2 separate regions of the Homo sapiens genome follow, and region 1 is linked to region 2. A link is a loop called in an ENCODE intact Hi-C map of the cell type or tissue named here. Cell type or tissue: heart left ventricle. All regions are shown on one strand. Links, peaks and the distances in the headings refer to the core of each region. The heading gives the core; the rest is flanking DNA. Region 1 overlaps DNAAF5 (dynein axonemal assembly factor 5). Region 2 overlaps PRKAR1B (protein kinase cAMP-dependent type I regulatory subunit beta).

Region 1 (3,019 bases), core at 227-2,726, 140 kb before region 2:
TCTACATGCCAACAGTTAACAAATCTGAAAAAGAAATCAAGAAAGTAATTCCATTTACAATAGCTACAAACAAAATAAGATACCTAGGAATTAACTTAACCAAAGAAGTGAAAGATCTCTACAATGAAAACTATAAGGCCAGGCGCAGTGGCTCACACCTGTAATCCCAGCACTTTGGGAGGCTGAGGCAGTCGGATCACGAAGTCAGGAGATTGAGACCATCCTGGCTAACATGGTGAAACTGTCTCTACTAAAAACACAAAAAATTAGCCAGGTGCGGTGGCAGGCACCTGTAGTCCCAGCTACTCGGGAGGCTGAGGAAGGAGAATGGCGTGAACCTGGGAGGCGGAGCTTGCAGTAAGCAGAGATCGCACCACTGCACTCCACCCTGGATGACAGAGCGAGACTGTCTCAAAAAAAAGAAAGAAAACTATAAACCACTGACATGAGAAAACTGAAGAGGACACACACAAAAAATGGTAACATACTCCATGGACTGGAAGAATCAATATTGTCCATACTACCCAAAATGTCCATACTACCCAAAGCAATTTACAGACTCAACGCAATCCCTATCAAAATACCAATGACATTCTTCACAGAAATAGAAAAAATAATCCTAAATTTATATGGAACCTCGAAAGACGTTGAATAGCCAAAGCCATCCTGAGCAAAAAACAAAACAAGACAAAAACAAACAAAAAACTGGAGGGATCACATTACCTGACTTCAATTTATACTACAGAGCTACAGCGACCAGAACAGCTTGGCACTGGCATAAAAACAGACACACAGACCAATGGAACAGAATAGAGAAGCCAGAAATTAAATCCATACATTTACAGTGAACTTATTTTGACAAAGGTGCCAAGGACATATCTTGGGGAGAGGACAGTTTCTTCAATAAATGGTGCTGGGAAAACTGGAACTCCATATGCAGAAAAATGAAACTGGACCCCTATCTCTCACCATGTACAAAAATCAAATCAAAATAGATTAAAGACCTCAATCTAAGACCTCAAACTATGAAACCACTAAAAGAAAACATTGGGGAAACTCTCTGGGACATGGCCTGGGCAAATGGGATCACATCAAGTTAAAAAGCTTCTGCACAGCAAATAAAACAATCAATAGTGAGGAGACAACCCACAGGATGGGAGCAAACAGCTGCACAAATACCCATCTGACAAGGGACTGACAACCAGAATCCATAAGGAGCTCAAACTCAATAGAAAAAAATCTAATAACGCGATTTAAAAATGGACAGATCTGAATAGACATTTCTCAAAAGAAGGCATACAAATGGCAAACAGGTACTTGGCAGGAACGTGACAAACACTCATCTCTGAAAAGCTGTCCATGCATCCCCAGTCTCTCCTGTAACATCTGTTGCTCCCGGAAGGTCTCTCTTGACAAGAACAGGCCTGGTGGCCTCACCAGCAGCACACATCGAGCAGGAAAACTGCAGCAAAGCTGAGCAGCTGCCGACTGCAGGCCTGGCGACAACCAGGGCACCCCTGCAGGGCGAAGTCCATGAGTCACCCACCTGAGGGCGGCACAGGGCAGTTTGTTCAAGGCCTGCTTCACAACTGCACGGCCATACGTCCGTCCTGCCTGCCTCGCCGGGGTTCTGGGTGTGGTCAGTGTCCTGGGCTCGGAGCTGCAGTCATGTGAGCGTGGGGAGATGCATTAGCCCCTGCCGCACTGGGACACCCCCTTTCCACAACTTCAGACACCATCCCGGGGCCTAAGGCTCCAGGGCGGCTAGACCGCCTGTGTCCTGACCTTGCTCTGAGGCTCACCTGGCTGTGCTACCTGAGTGAGCTCTGAGGCCTCTGAGCCTTGTAAGGAGGAGATGAAGTTATTTCCAGGCCCTTCCAGTGAAGTTCAGTGATTTAAGCCGAGTCTAGCAGGCTGCTGGAAGGTTTCCTACGAGTCAGAAGGCAGTCAGGACCTTCTGTGCAGAGAGGATGGGGTCCCAGGGCACCAGTCCCTGGGTTGTTGAGGGGGTGGAGGTGTCTGCAAGGAGCCCACATGGAGCTCCAGGACGGGGTCGCAGGGCTGATCAGAGTAAAAGGGGCAGCACCGTGACTCCACACGAAACTCACGTGAAGGGCCGTGCAGGGTCTCTAATAGGACGCAAACCCCATTGGGAAGAAACGGGCCATGCTGGAAGAATTGTCTTGGGCCACACATAAAATAACACTAACACTAATGATAGCTGACGAGCTAAAAGAAAAAAAAAAATCACAAAAACAATCTCGTAACATTTTAAGAAAGTTTATGAATTGGTGTTGGGCAGCATTCAAAGCCGTCCCGGGCTGCATGTGGCCCACGGGCCGCAGGTTGGACAAGCTTGCTTTAGATCAACAATGTGATGTCAGCTTTCTAACAGACAGCTATTGATACAGAGTAGGCTGCTTATACATAGCTACCAATACAGTTATAGCATTTATAGGCAGCTGTCGACACATAGTTATGGTATTTTTAGAGTTACGGTATAGTTATACTGAGTTACACCGTTTACAGCTAGCAATAGAGTTCCAGTATTTACAGAGCGTGCTCCACAGAGTTCCAGTATTTACAGACAGCTATCGATACAGTGATGGTATTTTTAGACAGTGACGGTATTTTTAGACAGTGATGGTTATTTTTAGACAGTGACAGTAGGCTTACACCGACAGCTATCAGCTATGGAGCTTCAGTATTCACACAGAGCTCTCCATACAGAGTCATCACACTGTTTTGAGGAGTAAGACTTGGCCCATGACACAGACTCCACTTTCCTTGTGGGCCATGCTCTGCCTCAGGCTTAAGGAAGGTGGGAGAGAAAAACCAGCCGGCCGCCTGCACTTCTTGCTGGGCTCTGTTCTTGCCCTGGCCCCTTGAACTGCCCTCCGCAGCCCAAATATTTAGCCAGTGCCAGAAGTGCCTGCTGCAAGTGCCGGGCAGCATGGACACTGACCCCGCACTCTGCCCACTTTCTCCCCACTGGGCAGAGCCTGATGTCCTCAGGGGC
Region 2 (2,747 bases), core at 1-2,500:
GGTCTTGGGGTCCCCTCATAATTTGGGGTCCTCTCATGGTCTGGGGGAGTCCCCTCATGGTCTAGGGGTCCCCTTATGGTTTGGGATTTCCCTTGTGGTCTGGGGAGTCCCCTCATGGTCTTGGGGTCCCCTTGTGGTCTAGGGGGTCCCCTCATGGTCTTGGGGTTCCTTCATAGTTTGGAGGTGTCCCCTTATGGCCTCAGGTCTCCTCCTCAGCTCCTTCTGTCCCATCGCTGGGCAGAGGCCTCCAGGAGCCAGCGCCTGTGGTTTGGGTGGCCGCACCCCTCCACTCTGTCCTTACCTAGCCATGACCGCTGGGCCAGGGGCTCCTCTGAGCTGGTTGGGGGTGACACAGCAGAACCTGGTGGCGGTGGGCTTGTTGCCAATGCAGCCCCGGACAGCGTCTGCTCCGAGCCCTCTCCTTCGGGGCCTGGGGTCCCGGGGTCCAGCCCGGCCGAGGAGGGGTTGAGCCAGGTGGGTGTTGCCGGGGTCCTCGGCCTCTCCTCCATCCCCTGCTTGGGATGGTTCCCTCCACTCCATGCCCGAGGCCAGCCTGGTTGCTATGGCAGGAGGTGAATGGCCTGGTGTCTTCTAGGGGGCTTGGCTGACTCCTGGAAGGCCAGCCTGGGTGGGTGTGATTCCTAAGGAGGGAGCCACAGTTCCAGGACGCCCAAGGGCAGGACTGGGGAGAGTCCTGGGGGATGGTTTAGGATGGAGCCCCGTGAGCTGGGAGAGCAAGTTCAACCCTGGGTTTCCCTCTTGGAAGTGCGTCGTCTGATTGGGGAACAAGGATTTGATGGCCATGGGCCAGCTGAGAGACGGTGTCCTGCTGGCGCTGGCCTGTCCCGGCCCCACGGCGATGCCGGCTCTTGTGTTTTGTGGATGGCGCGTTCGCACAGTCTTTGGGGCGGCTGTTTCATCAGATTCTGCACCCCATGAGCTTCTCATTTATGCACCTGTGGGGCATTGCTGGGGTGCCCACCCTGGGTCTGGGGCTCCTGTGCTGCTGGGGATACTCCAGTACACAGAACAGATGATGTGCAGCCTCCTGGGAGGAGTTGCACGCTCCCTCTCTTCTGTCTGAACCCGCTCACTCCTGCCTTCACTGGGAGGCCTCTGTCGCCGCGTGGGAGGGGTCCCCTGAGACACCCTCCCCCTGAGAGGGGCTGGAGCGGTTTTGGGGCAGGAAGAGGGCACAGCGGTTCCCATCTCCTCTGGGCGCACCTGGCCCGGCGTTGCATAAGCCGTTTCCCCACCATCCTTGACGCCCTGTCGCTCCCGGCTGGGGGATTTTTGTGGCTGGAACCTTATATTCAGGGAAGTTCCCAAACCACTGAGGGAGCTGGCGCTTCCTCTGTTTTAATTTTGGGTCCCTGTGCGCTAAGAATAGCTGGCCGCGCCGGGCTGGTTTGGACGGGAGCATTTGCAGGATGGTGTCTGTTTCTGTATTGGCCCCGAGCTCCTCACACAGCTCCTGTTTCTGCCTTAGTCCCGAGCTGGGACGTGCTGGGACCTGGGGGACGCGGGAGACCCGGTCTGGTGTCTCCAGGAAGTAGACCACCGCCCAAAATGTGAACGCTGACTCCAGTTTAGGATCCCAGAGTGTCTGATCTGGGAGACTCCCTGATGCCCGTCTCTTTCCTCCACCGCTTCACGTTTTATCCGAGGAAGGATGGGGTGACCCCACCTCTAGGCTCCCAGGCAGGGGCCCAGCCCGGGGCCAGCACTCCCCAGACTTGCTTTTTCTTTCTTACCTTTTTGTTTTTTTTAATTTTTTTGAAACAATGTCTCACTGTCACCCAGGATGGAGTGCAGTGGCACAATCTCGGCTCACTGTAGCCTCCGCCTCCCCGGCTCAAGCCATCCTCCCTCCTCAGCCTCCCGAGTAGCTGGGACTACAGGCGTGTGCTACCGCGCCTGACTAATTAAAAAATTGTTTTTTGTAGAGACCTGGTCTCACTATGCCACCTAGGCTGGTCTTGGACTCCTGGGCTCAAGTGATCCTCCCGCCTCAGCCTCCCACAGTGCTGGGTCTATAGGTGTGAGGTGTGAGCCACCGTATCCGGCCTGATTTTTCTTTCTTGTAAGCTTTGGAGTCCTCTGTTCACCCTGATCCTTACCCAGGACCTCAGCGTTTGGAAGCAATGGATGTAGAATTCTGTGGTGGAGGCTGTGCTGGGGTATCCAGAGCCCAAGACCCCCTTGGAACCTGAGTCTTTGGTGGAGGTTGGACCCTCCCCGCCCCTCAGCCCCCGCTGACCAGTATCCGGAGTGACTCGGCACAGCCAGTGGGGCCAGGAGGGGACCAGTGTCCGGAGTGACTCGGCACAGCCGGTGGAGCCGGGAAGGGACCGATGTCCGGAGTGACTCGGCACAGCCAGTGGGGCCAGGAGGGGACCAGTGTCCGGAGTGACTCCGCACAGCCAATGGGGCCGGGAAGGGACGCGGCTTCTCCATTTCTCAGCACAAGCAGTTTGTCACTTGTAGCCTCGAGGACGCTGCTAAGGTCACGGAGGGTCCCCGAGCCTCGACCGGGGCTTAGTGCCCTGCAGTGTCCACGTGAGGCCACGGCAGCCGGGAGGGCCCGTGTGCACCCTCACTCGGGCGGGACGGTGGGCTCAGGAGCTCTGAGGCAGCCGTGATGTGCTGAGGGTCACACAGTGTGCACGTGGGGACCCTGATCCATGGGGGGATCAGAGCCGGGACCTGCCTGGCAAGTCCACCTCACGGAGGCCCTGGTGGGAGGA

What was found. Peaks named below come from ENCODE experiments on the same cell type or tissue, not always from the same donor. Only the 100,000 strongest peaks of a DNase experiment are listed, where the experiment ranks them.
Region 1: a loop joins it to region 2, with 2.2 times the contacts of the local background. A loop is called at or near these places in 12 of 110 quality-filtered maps.

The regions. Positions count from the first base shown.
Region 1 is chr7:730,911-733,929 of GRCh38, reverse strand. All of the region lies in intron 2 of DNAAF5 (dynein axonemal assembly factor 5), which reads right to left. Among named protein-coding and RNA genes, the nearest start is that of PRKAR1B, 5.1 kb to the right of the region's middle. RefSeq lists an enhancer at 2,565-3,019. In heart left ventricle, for the core only: a CTCF peak has its summit at 1,543 (motif pointing right); a DNase peak (open chromatin) is centred at 1,549; H3K27ac peaks cover 1,121 bases.
Region 2 is chr7:592,065-594,811 of GRCh38, reverse strand. The region is part of intron 7 of PRKAR1B (protein kinase cAMP-dependent type I regulatory subunit beta); the gene reads left to right. Among named protein-coding and RNA genes, the nearest start is that of PRKAR1B-AS1, 9.4 kb to the left of the region's middle. In heart left ventricle, for the core only: no CTCF peak of the experiment used is centred there; DNase peaks (open chromatin) are centred at 865 and 1,381; H3K27ac peaks cover 332 bases.